Linked DNA regions of Mus musculus: region 2 is linked to region 1. A link is a loop called in an ENCODE intact Hi-C map of the cell type or tissue named here. Cell type or tissue: heart. All regions are shown on one strand.

The links. A loop is a pair of places that touch in the nucleus more often than their neighbours do. Peaks named below come from ENCODE experiments on the same cell type or tissue, not always from the same donor. Only the 100,000 strongest peaks of a DNase experiment are listed, where the experiment ranks them.
Region 2: it touches region 1 in a loop (3-fold over the local background); 9 of 42 quality-filtered maps call a loop at or near these places.

Annotation. Positions count from the first base shown.
Region 1 is chr6:120,896,397-120,901,396 of GRCm38, reverse strand. Bid (BH3 interacting domain death agonist) reads left to right here. Exons shown (of 6, transcript NM_007544.4): 3 at 1,031-1,241; 4 at 4,038-4,177. Among named protein-coding and RNA genes, the nearest start is that of Bid, 18 kb to the left of the region's middle. In heart, a CTCF peak has its summit at 3,082 (motif pointing left); a DNase peak (open chromatin) is centred at 3,066.
Region 2 is chr6:120,953,434-120,958,433 of GRCm38, reverse strand. Mical3 (microtubule associated monooxygenase, calponin and LIM domain containing 3) reads left to right here. Exons shown (of 32, transcript NM_001270475.1): 26 at 1-193; 27 at 641-735. Among named protein-coding and RNA genes, the nearest start is that of Gm43915, 2.9 kb to the left of the region's middle. In heart, no CTCF peak of the experiment used is centred here; DNase peaks (open chromatin) are centred at 1,400 and 2,953.

The sequences.
Region 1 (5,000 bases):
TCCTGCAGGGCCTCTTGAGAGTGGGCCCCTCCTGGACAACGGTAGACTTGCTGCTGTCCCCTTCTTCTACCTTGGAGCAGGAAAGCTGAGGCACAGAAGAAAGTGAAATGCTGACATTTTCTCTTACATCTTGGCATTTGACATCCTTGCCCCACATCAGAACTTGTATCTTATTGTAGATGTTTCTGACTTTATGACAACTGTTATGCACACAGTTGAGGGACATTAAGTGAAGCAGGTTTTGCTACTACGTTTTTTTGTACTACAGGGACTCATGGAACAGGCGTTGCTGAGTGCTCCTCCTTTTTTTTGTTTTTTGTTTTTTTCGAGACAGGATTTCTCTGTATAGCCCTGGCTGTCCTGGAACTCACTGTGTAGACCAGGCTGGCTTCGAACTCAGAAATCCGCCTGCCTCTGCCTCTGCCTCCCGAGTGCTGGGATTAAAGGCGTGCGCCACCACGCCTGGCGCTAAGTGCTCCTTCATAGTGCTCCTACCCAGGGCTGCTTTTGTACACACCATAGAACTGGCAGAGAGGCCGGTGAGCAAGACCCTCCCTGCTGCCTCTGATAGTGCACATGTCCCCCTGAAAGGCACAGGCAGAGTCGGACCTGGGTCCCTGCTTCCTAGAGTTTATCAGGCATCCTGTGTCTGCTCATGAGGGAGTGAGGGGAAAGAGGAACCGCTTGCTGCTAGGAGCACAGCCCGTACAGTCAGGCTCAGCCCTGAACGGAAACATGGATGGAACTGAAGTAATGACATTTGCCTGCCACCCCAGTGTCCCTGAGACCTTCCCTCGAAGCAGCTTCCCCAGTGGGTGTCTTCAGGAGGGGATCTGTAGAAGGTGGCTCGATAGCCCCTTGGTGTCTTCTGTTTGGCAAGCACACCACAGCCTGTTTCTCTGCCCCTGGGCCTCTCACTAGGGCATTTAGATCCTCCGAGTTATTGGTTGTCACAGGCCATTGTGACTCGGGTCCAACTGTGCTCTGACCCAGGCTCCCGTGAGCCTTCCTGACTCCCCTTCCACCTTAGGTCAGCAACGGTTCCGGCCTGGGGGCCGAGCACATCACAGACCTGCTGGTGTTCGGCTTTCTCCAAAGCTCTGGCTGTACTCGCCAAGAGCTGGAGGTGCTGGGTCGGGAACTGCCTGTGCAAGCTTACTGGGAGGCAGACCTCGAAGACGAGCTGCAGACAGATGGCAGCCAGGCCAGCCGCTCCTTCAACCAAGGAAGAATAGAGCCAGGTAGGTCCTGGCCTTGTCCACCTCATCCCAAATGTAGCCTTTACTGACCCCCAAAAGCTACAAGGGCTTTTGGAGCTCAGTCTCTAACCTTACATTGTCAGGCTGGTGTGTGTGTGCATGTCATGTGACTCCTGTCTTATGATCTGCATGTGACTGCCCCCAGTAATGTCCAGTTCATATGACATCGCCTGTATCAGGACAACTAATTAGAAAGTTCTTCCTTCTGATGAGTCCTGAGTTCTCTTCAGGTCTGGACCTGAGGATCCTCTCTGGACCAATATTTAAAACATGGTTTTTAAAACATATGTCCCAAACAGTTATAGTACAGCCAAAGTATGGAAATTGATTGTCTAGTTTAGGCTTCATTGCTGTGAAAAGACACCATGACCAAGGCAACTGTTTTTTGAGGGGGAGGGGGCTTCGAGACAGGGTGTCTCTGTGTAGCCCTGGCTATCCTGGAACTCACTCTGTAGACCAGGCTGGCCTCGAACTCAGAGATCCGCCTGCCTCTGCCTCCCATGTGCTGGCTAGGTTTTTTATTTTATTATTTTTTTTTATTTCTTAGTTCTTTCCTGCAACTATCAAGTCATTCAGAAAAGAGGAGTCAAGAGAGGGGATGAGGTACATTTGAAATAAAAAACTATAATGATGATTGGTCCTGCTTCTGCCTCCCTAGTGCTGGGATTAAAGGTGTGCGCCACCACGCCCAGCCCAAGGCAATTCTTATAAAGGACAAATTGGGTTGAGGCTGGCTTACAAGTTCAGAAGGTCAGTCCATTAACATCATGGCAGGAAGCATGGCAGCGTCCAGGTAGGATGGTGCTGGAGGAAGAGCTGAGAGCTCTGCATCTTGATCCAGCTGTCATCTTCCGGGCTGCTAGGAGGAGGGTCTGAAAGCCCACACCCACACTTCTTCCAACAAGGACACACTTCCTATCAGTGCCACTATCTGGGCCAAGCATGTTCAAGCCACCATGCTGGTCAAGATGTTATAACCCAGAAGTGCCATCAGCTTCAGCTTGTGGAGTTTTGGAAAGTAGCAAGGCAGAGTCCTTCGTCCTGCCATTCAGATCTGGGAGGTCTGGGACATTGCTAGTCTGGTCATGGCTGCCAGGTAAGCATCCTTCAATAGCCACACAGCACCTCATTTGTGTAGGCTAGCTGAACTTTCAATCCAGTGAAAACTCCTGCCGTTAGAGTCATTTTGCCTCCTAAATGAAACTTTAACATATGTGACTTGCTATTACCTAAAGAGATGACCGAGTATTGAAGTATCCTGACCCTCATTTCCAGATAAGGAAACTGAGGCACAGCAGAGAAATGGCTGACCTCAGATCAAACTGCCCATGCAGCAGGAGCAAGGCTCAACCAAGCTGCTCCTTCATCAGTGCAGTCACCTCCTGCTAAGCCTGTGTCACTCGGCTGCTCCTAGCCTTCACCTGTCCCCTGTCCCCTGTCCCCATGCTGTGTTTACAGCAACTGAGGAGACCTCCCTAAAGGCTGAGGTGCAGCGAGTGCTCAGAGCGCTGTGGGCAGCATGCAGGTGGGCATCACTGAGAAGTTCTTCAGAGTGTACAGGCCTGGCTCGGGCTCTGCTCCTCCAGCACGTTCTGGAGCTGCATGATTTTTTTTAAAATGCTTGTCTGTCTGTCTGTCTGTCTGTCTGAGTATGGGGTATGCACATGCCCTAGCATATGTATGGAGTCAGAGCTGGCTGTTTTCCTTCCACCATGTGTGTCCTGGGATCAAACTCAGGTCAGGATACTTCAGGACTCTAAGCACTGCTGCCCCCGATCTTGGACACAGAGGCTTCACTGCCCTCTAGTGGTTGCAAGGGAGACCAGCAGCTAGTTTGGCTTCCCTACCCCCCTCTGGCTAGTTTATTTCTTTTGAGACAGGGCCTTACCCTGCCTAGCCTGAAATTTGTTGTGTTGACCAGGCTAATCATGAACTCCCAGAACTCTGCCTGCTTCTGCCAAATGTGGTTCATTTTTCAAATGCCCTGAAGTGGTATCTTGAGTAGGCTGGGATGTGACAGGTATTCTCTACAAGCTGGGTTTTACCATAGCCTTGTCTCCGAAGCCCACCAGTGAGCCAGCCAGCCAGGCCAAAACTGAAGAGAAGCGCCAGGCAGTCCAGGAAAGGCTCAGGAAGTTCAGGGCAGCGGGAGGAGGCTCTGGCTGTGCGCAGGTGTCTGTCACTCTGTGCCATACCCGCTTCTTTCTGCATCAGTCCATGCCAGACTTCAAAGCCTGGCTTAAGTCACGAGACTGGGGATGACGAGGCTTTGCAGACGATCGATCGGCTGCAGATTGGGAGCAGGGCAAAGTAGTGGCTTCAGCAAGCCAGTGAGCAGCTGAGTCTGCCTAGAACACTCGGCGAGTAGTGGATTTAAATCACAGGGAACCGGAAGCCATGCAGTTACTGTCACCTAAGCAGAAGCAGTGAGCACCAGAGAGGCCTTGAGGAGAGCAATGTGGTGACCATGTGACAGGCATGGACTGAGGGAGGGCCTGGAGTACCGCTGAATGCTGAAGCAGTTGCCCACTGCATTAAAGCAGCAGTGACACAGGCAGGACACAGGACAGGAGCACCCCCAACCCCCCAGCCCCCGCAGCAGCAAGCATATAATCTGGGACAGGCCTGCTTCTCCAGCCAGGTTCTGCTACCCAGGCCTTCCCTGCACCCGGGGAGGGGCGGCACTCATGGTCCTCACTAGGGCAGGTGCGGAGGTAGGAAGTGGCCTGAAGCTGTTGACAGAACCATTGCTGAGTCTTGTATTTGTTGCCTAAACAGATTCTGAAAGTCAGGAAGAAATCATCCACAACATTGCCAGACATCTCGCCCAAATAGGCGATGAGATGGACCACAACATCCAGCCCACACTGGTGAGACAGCTAGCCGCACAGTTCATGAATGGCAGCCTGTCGGAGGAAGTAAGTATGACTCTGGTCTGGGAGCCCCTCTTATGGGACATTTCGGAAGTGTGGGACATTTTTCCTTGTCGAACCAGTCTTTCCCAGGAAGTAAACCCTGTCCTTGACTGCCCGTCAGCATGGTCTCTCCAAAGAATTTAGTCAGAGTACAGAGCTTAGGAGTCAGGCCTCCAGGAAGATCCCTGAAGTACCTGATCTGTACAGATACTCAGTCTTCTCTTGTGGCGAACTCCATGTCGTTCCCCCAGGGTGAGCATCTGCTGGGCTGTGTGGTTAGAATCAGCACATGGAAACCGATACAAGTCCACCTCTTGCTGGGTATACGGTGAAGGACCCAAAGCTCGTTCCTCAGCACCGGGTCCTTCCTAAAGCAGAGGTGGAGGGGTGGTGGGGAGAGGGGAGAGAGAGAAACCAAACCCCGGGGCTGTGAAGTACCTGCCCAAGGAAGAAGATTCTGTTCTTAGGACTTCCAGCAGCTGAAATCGTGGCTGCCCTCACCATCTAGATTCATTGTGCCTACATACAGCCTGTCTTTGCTGGCACTCTCTCTACCTGCCACTCTCCAGTGGCTGTCAAAGACACACACATTTGTCAACAGCCTTGGGCTCCTCCTATGGGGTAGATTCTTTAATGTGAGCCACAGAACCTGAAGCTCACTTTCCACCCCACCTTGTTTTTTTGTTTTTTGTTTTTTTGTTTTTTTTTTGAGGCAGGGTTTCTCTGTATAGCCCTGGCTGTCCTGGAACTCACTTTGTAGACCAGGCTGGCCTTGAACTCAGAAATCCGCCTGCCTCTGCCTCCCAAGTGCTGGGATTAAAGGCCT
Region 2 (5,000 bases), 57 kb before region 1:
CCCCCCGAGAAACCCAGCCCAGGCCTCCCAGAAGATGTGGTAGCCAAGCCCAAGTCCCTGTGGAAATCTGTCTTCTCTGGGTACAAGAAGGACAAGAAGAAAAAGAGCGACGAGAAATCGTGTTCCAGCACGCCGTCCAGTGGCGCCACGGTGGACTCCGGCCAGCGCAGGGCGTCTCCAATGGTGAGAGCAGGTAAGGATGGCCAAAGGATGCTCACAGGACGGTTGTGAGGAGTGCCTCCCTGGACAGTCAGCTCACAAAGATCCACTTTCCTGGGCTGCTCCCACAGGGGTTCTTAGGAGAGGGAACAAGCCACACCCAACTCAGCCTGATCCACTGCATGAACCGAGGCAGATACCAACTTGGGACCCAGTAGGGTGGACTCCCGTTGGTAATCCTCTCAGAGTCGCATGTCCCCATACATGAGCCTGATTTTGAGTGGAGCAGAGAGTCCTGCCAAGGGGTCTTGAGCAGGTGTCTAGGGTGTCATTTATTTGGTGTTAGGCCCATCACCTTTGGGGATAATCTCCTATTTCCTTAAGAGGATCTTTTAGAGACCCACCCGTGGCTGACTTCCTGCAATATGGGTTCATGGGGTTACAGGCTGCCATCTTCACCTGGATTTCCTTCACCCAACAGAGCTGCAGCTCCGCCGCCAGCTGAGTTTCTCAGAGGACTCAGACCTGTCCAGTGATGACATCCTTGAGAGGTCTTCCCAGAAGTCCAAGCGAGAGGTGGGTGGGCCCAGTCCCCTTCAGAGAGAGGGTGGGGAAGCATCCATTCATTCTCTGGTAGGATAGCAGGCTGTGAATGGCAGTCTGAAGCCAGGGTGAGGAGCCAGTGCTCTCTCTGGTCTCATAGCAGGCAGACTTTGGAGTGCTGTGCCAGCCCACAGTCAACAGCAAAAACCACAGAGAGGTTTCTCTGGCCTTTGAAATCAGCAGCTGGGGGTATTGCCTCGGTCTGAAGAAGCCAGGGTACACTGTCAGTTAGCAGCCTTCCCTGAACGTTTACACCATGAGCAGAGTCTGTCAGGGCCAATGGGAGAAGAGCTGAGTACTACTTGGAGTACTACTTGAGTCATGCAAGTATGGACACGGCACTAGGCATGGAGGGGGTAGGCCAGGTGGCTCCATCAGGGGAAGGCCTGGTGATGCTCACTCTCTGGCAATTTGTTAAGTAGAACTTTGTTTAAGAATTGACCCTGAAGCAGCATTAATCAGAAGTTTTGTGTATGGGTTATCCACTGGGGCATGGGCAGTCTCTCAGGGACCAACCCCCTCATGTACCTTTTTGACATGGCTTCTCAAGGCTTGGCCTTAAGTCACCCCCTCGGCCAACAGCCTCGAACTGTAAACCAACCAGGGCAGGCTGTGGTAGTTCTGCACCTAATATGTGTGTGTTTCACTGAGATGGTGTCTTCCTGTTACAGCCCCATCCTCCAGCCTGACTCGGTTCCTCTTTTAACTCAACAGACTAGAAAAAATTAGTTCATTCTTATCTTGTTCTCCATTCATCTGTCTCGTCTCCCTGGGCATAATGATAGCTCTTTATCTGCTGTCCTAGTCACCAAGAACCACAGACCTCTCGTCTTCCATCGCCTGCACCCAGGCCTCGTTTGTTGCATCAGGACTCCAAGTGTAGGACTGGGACTGTGTGCTCTTTATGGGGACTCAGTGCACTGTGTTGCTACTGGGTGTGCCTGCTGAGGTCTTCCAGGCAGTGAGTGACATTGGCACAAAGGTGGGGTGTGTGCATGCACATGAGGTTCAAAGCCCATCCCTATACTGGGCTCAGGTACTGTCTTAGGAAGCCTGAAGGAGCCCGAGTAAAGGATCGTGTGGCCCAAAGTCCCCTTTGCTTCCATGGTGAGTGTGCTCATGTGAAGACAGTTTGTGTCAGTCACAGTGGTCAAATCTTCTATCTCTGTGTGCCTTTGTGGTCAGGTCACACTGCTTCTCCATGAGGTAATGAATCATCTTACCACAGTGGGGAGTGCCAGATGCTCCCAGTTGGCTATGCAGGATCCATCATGCTGGTATAACCACCCAGTGACCATAGCCAGGAAGAGCAGAGGAACTTATTTCCTAGCAGTGTGAACAAGCCAGTCACAGATTCCTAGAACAGCAAGGGCCTGGACGCCTTATGTACTGGGTGTATTCCACGGGGACAGGATCATTCCTTGGTGGTCACATAGGGAATGCTGAGGACCAGAGGCAGTGGCAAACATGCCTCTTAGGATGGCGTTGTATCTCACTGAACGAGGGCAGGACAGGGTATTAAAATATGGAACCTACTGGGTGTGGTGACTCCATGCGACCCTAACAGTCTGGAGGCAGAGGCAGGATTGCACAAGTTCAGGGCCAGCCTGGGCTACCTAGTGAGTTCTGGGGATATATACAAGCAAGATCCTGTCTCAAGAAAACAAAAGGAGGGAGAGGGGAGCAAACATGGAACCTCAGTGGGGGACAGGCCAAGACAATGCATCCACAAAACTGTAGAGAATGGTTTGCAACCTCTGTGACATCTAGTGGTGAATGCAAGCACAATACGTATTTTTTAAATGCCATCGTCAAATGGATGTCAGGTTGCTAGTAGGTGACACTCCTGTGACTATTGGGAAGATGTGTCTCTCCTGTGGAGGAGGAAATCCATGCTGGAGCTTCTAGAGACTGGGTCTCTGACCTCTAAACAACTCAGTGAAAGAAGGTGCTATGTAAAGACTGTGCCCTCAGGCTCACATGGTACTGTACCATCTGGAAGTCGAGGTAAAGGGTGTTCTGGCACCACTGGCTTCATCCTTCAGTGTTGCTGGGTTTGAAACCCCTCAAAATTAGAAGAATCAGGAGCAAGGGGCCCACATTTGCCACTGCCCTGGTCCTGCTTGTCTTCAGCATTCCCTGTGACCACAAGGAGTCATCTTGTCCCTGTGGAGTCCACCTGTCACATAAGATCTCCACGGGCTTGCTGTTTTAGGAATCTGGGCTTTAGCTTGCCTGGAGAAGGAAGCCTCTGGCCACAGTGTGGTATAGGAGGAAGCCAGGCTTCTTCCTGTTTCACAGACCCAAGGCCTGAGTCAGCACTTGAGAAAACAAGTGCCTGGGTTTAGTTTCCATAGCGACACGTGCACAATGAAAACCAAAACCTTGATTTTACTCAAATGTTTATTATACAAAATCAAATTATTTAGGGGTTATATGTTTCTATTCATGTGTGTGCAAGCACATGCATTTAACATGCATGTGAGAAGCTAAAAGAACAACCTTGAGTGTCACTCCTCATGTGTCTGTCTACTTGTTTGTATGTATGTATGTATGTATGTATGTATGTATGTATGTATGTATGTATGATAAAGAGTTCACCATGTAGGCTAGACTGGCTGTCTGGACAGCAAATCTTGGGGGTCAGGATCCACCTGTTTCCACCTCCTCCCTAGCTGTAAGATTACAGGCACACCCCACCAAGCCTGGCTTTTTATACGGGGTTTATAGCTCACTCTCAAGTCTTCATGCTTGCAAAACATGTATTTTACGAACAGGCTTATCTCTCCAGCCCAATCTAGGTTTTCCTAGCCATCTAAAGCCCTGACAACAAGAAGTAACTTCCTTTTGCTTCCATCTGGTTCTTATGAGCAGCCTGCCCAACTACTCCTTCACCACTGAGGCCCACTAGGGTCTGTCCTGCCCTCTACGAGCCCCCTTATCCTGCTTGGTAGCCCTGACACAGTTCCATTGCCAGCGAGCCATGCTCTTGACCCTACTTTCCCAGGTGACCCAGAGTGTGTCATGCTTGTCTTCCCTGTCACTGCCACTGCCAGGTTGGCACCAGTCGCAGCAGGGAGTGCATTAATAAGGGGCTGCTGTGGATCCCTTGCAGACAGGTGTCGGCATGGCTCTTGAAGTGTGTCAGTGTAGGACCCTGGGGACCACATCTGTACTTTACCTTTTTAAACTGGCCCGTTCTGCATGACGACTTAACTCACAGTCGGCTATGCAGGGGAGAGGAACTGAGCAGGCATGATGCCCGTGCTCAGAGCTAAAAGCAGCAAGTGTGTGCCCAGCCAGCATGCATGTGGTATCCTGTGCAGGTCCCCCAATGTGCCACCCTTAGCGTCCTCCTGTCCTGGGTGCCACCAGATTCCGATTGCCTGCATCCACAGGGACCTTTAGGCACTTTATGTGACCCATGAGAAGACCACAAAAGCAAAGGAAACCGGCCAAGGCTTTGAGCAACTCTGGTCAGTGTGTGAACTGGAGAGGTTTCAATGGTTGCCCAAACACTGGTACTTCCTCTAAAAAACCGTGATTTGTGCTGGTTTGGTTCCCTTCACTGGGTCTAGTTCTGAAAAAGCAGGTTTGCCCAGTGTCAGGACATGTCTTCCATTCCATGCTAAGTGTTCAGTGGCAGGAACAGAGAGGAAGGAAGGGGCTGCCGTGGCTGAGGAGGGCCAAGTCACCACACATTTCGACAAACTGGGATCCAACAAGGAACAGACACAAGGGGCTCCAGGGTCTGCTGTTCTGCGAATAGAAAAGTCAACCCCAACTCTGACAGTGGAGTTCACTGAGACTCATCGTCCAGGGTCCCTTCTTGTGTAGTCTTGTGTGGCATTGTGGGACACGATCATGTGATTGTCTGGTGTTTGTTTTAAACCTCTAACTGATTTTGTTCCATTTCTGTTTTCATTTTTTTAATCATCATTATCATTACTGTTCTGTTTTGTTTTCCGTTGCCAATCCCCTTAAAAGTCGATTTATGTACCACACGCCTTGGCATTCAGGAGAGCCTGTTCATCAAAGGTAGTGTCTCATTCCCACTGTCTGGCCCTCCTTGCATGCCTGTCTGTGATTAACCACTTGGACAGCCCTGCTGGGCCTGCAGCCGCGTCCTCACTAACTGTCATACGTGCATGCAGCTGTCACAGTAGAACCTTCTTTAGTTGTGTCACAGAAAGAGGAGGAGACAGTCACTCTTCCATTGGCCGGAGCGCATGTCATCA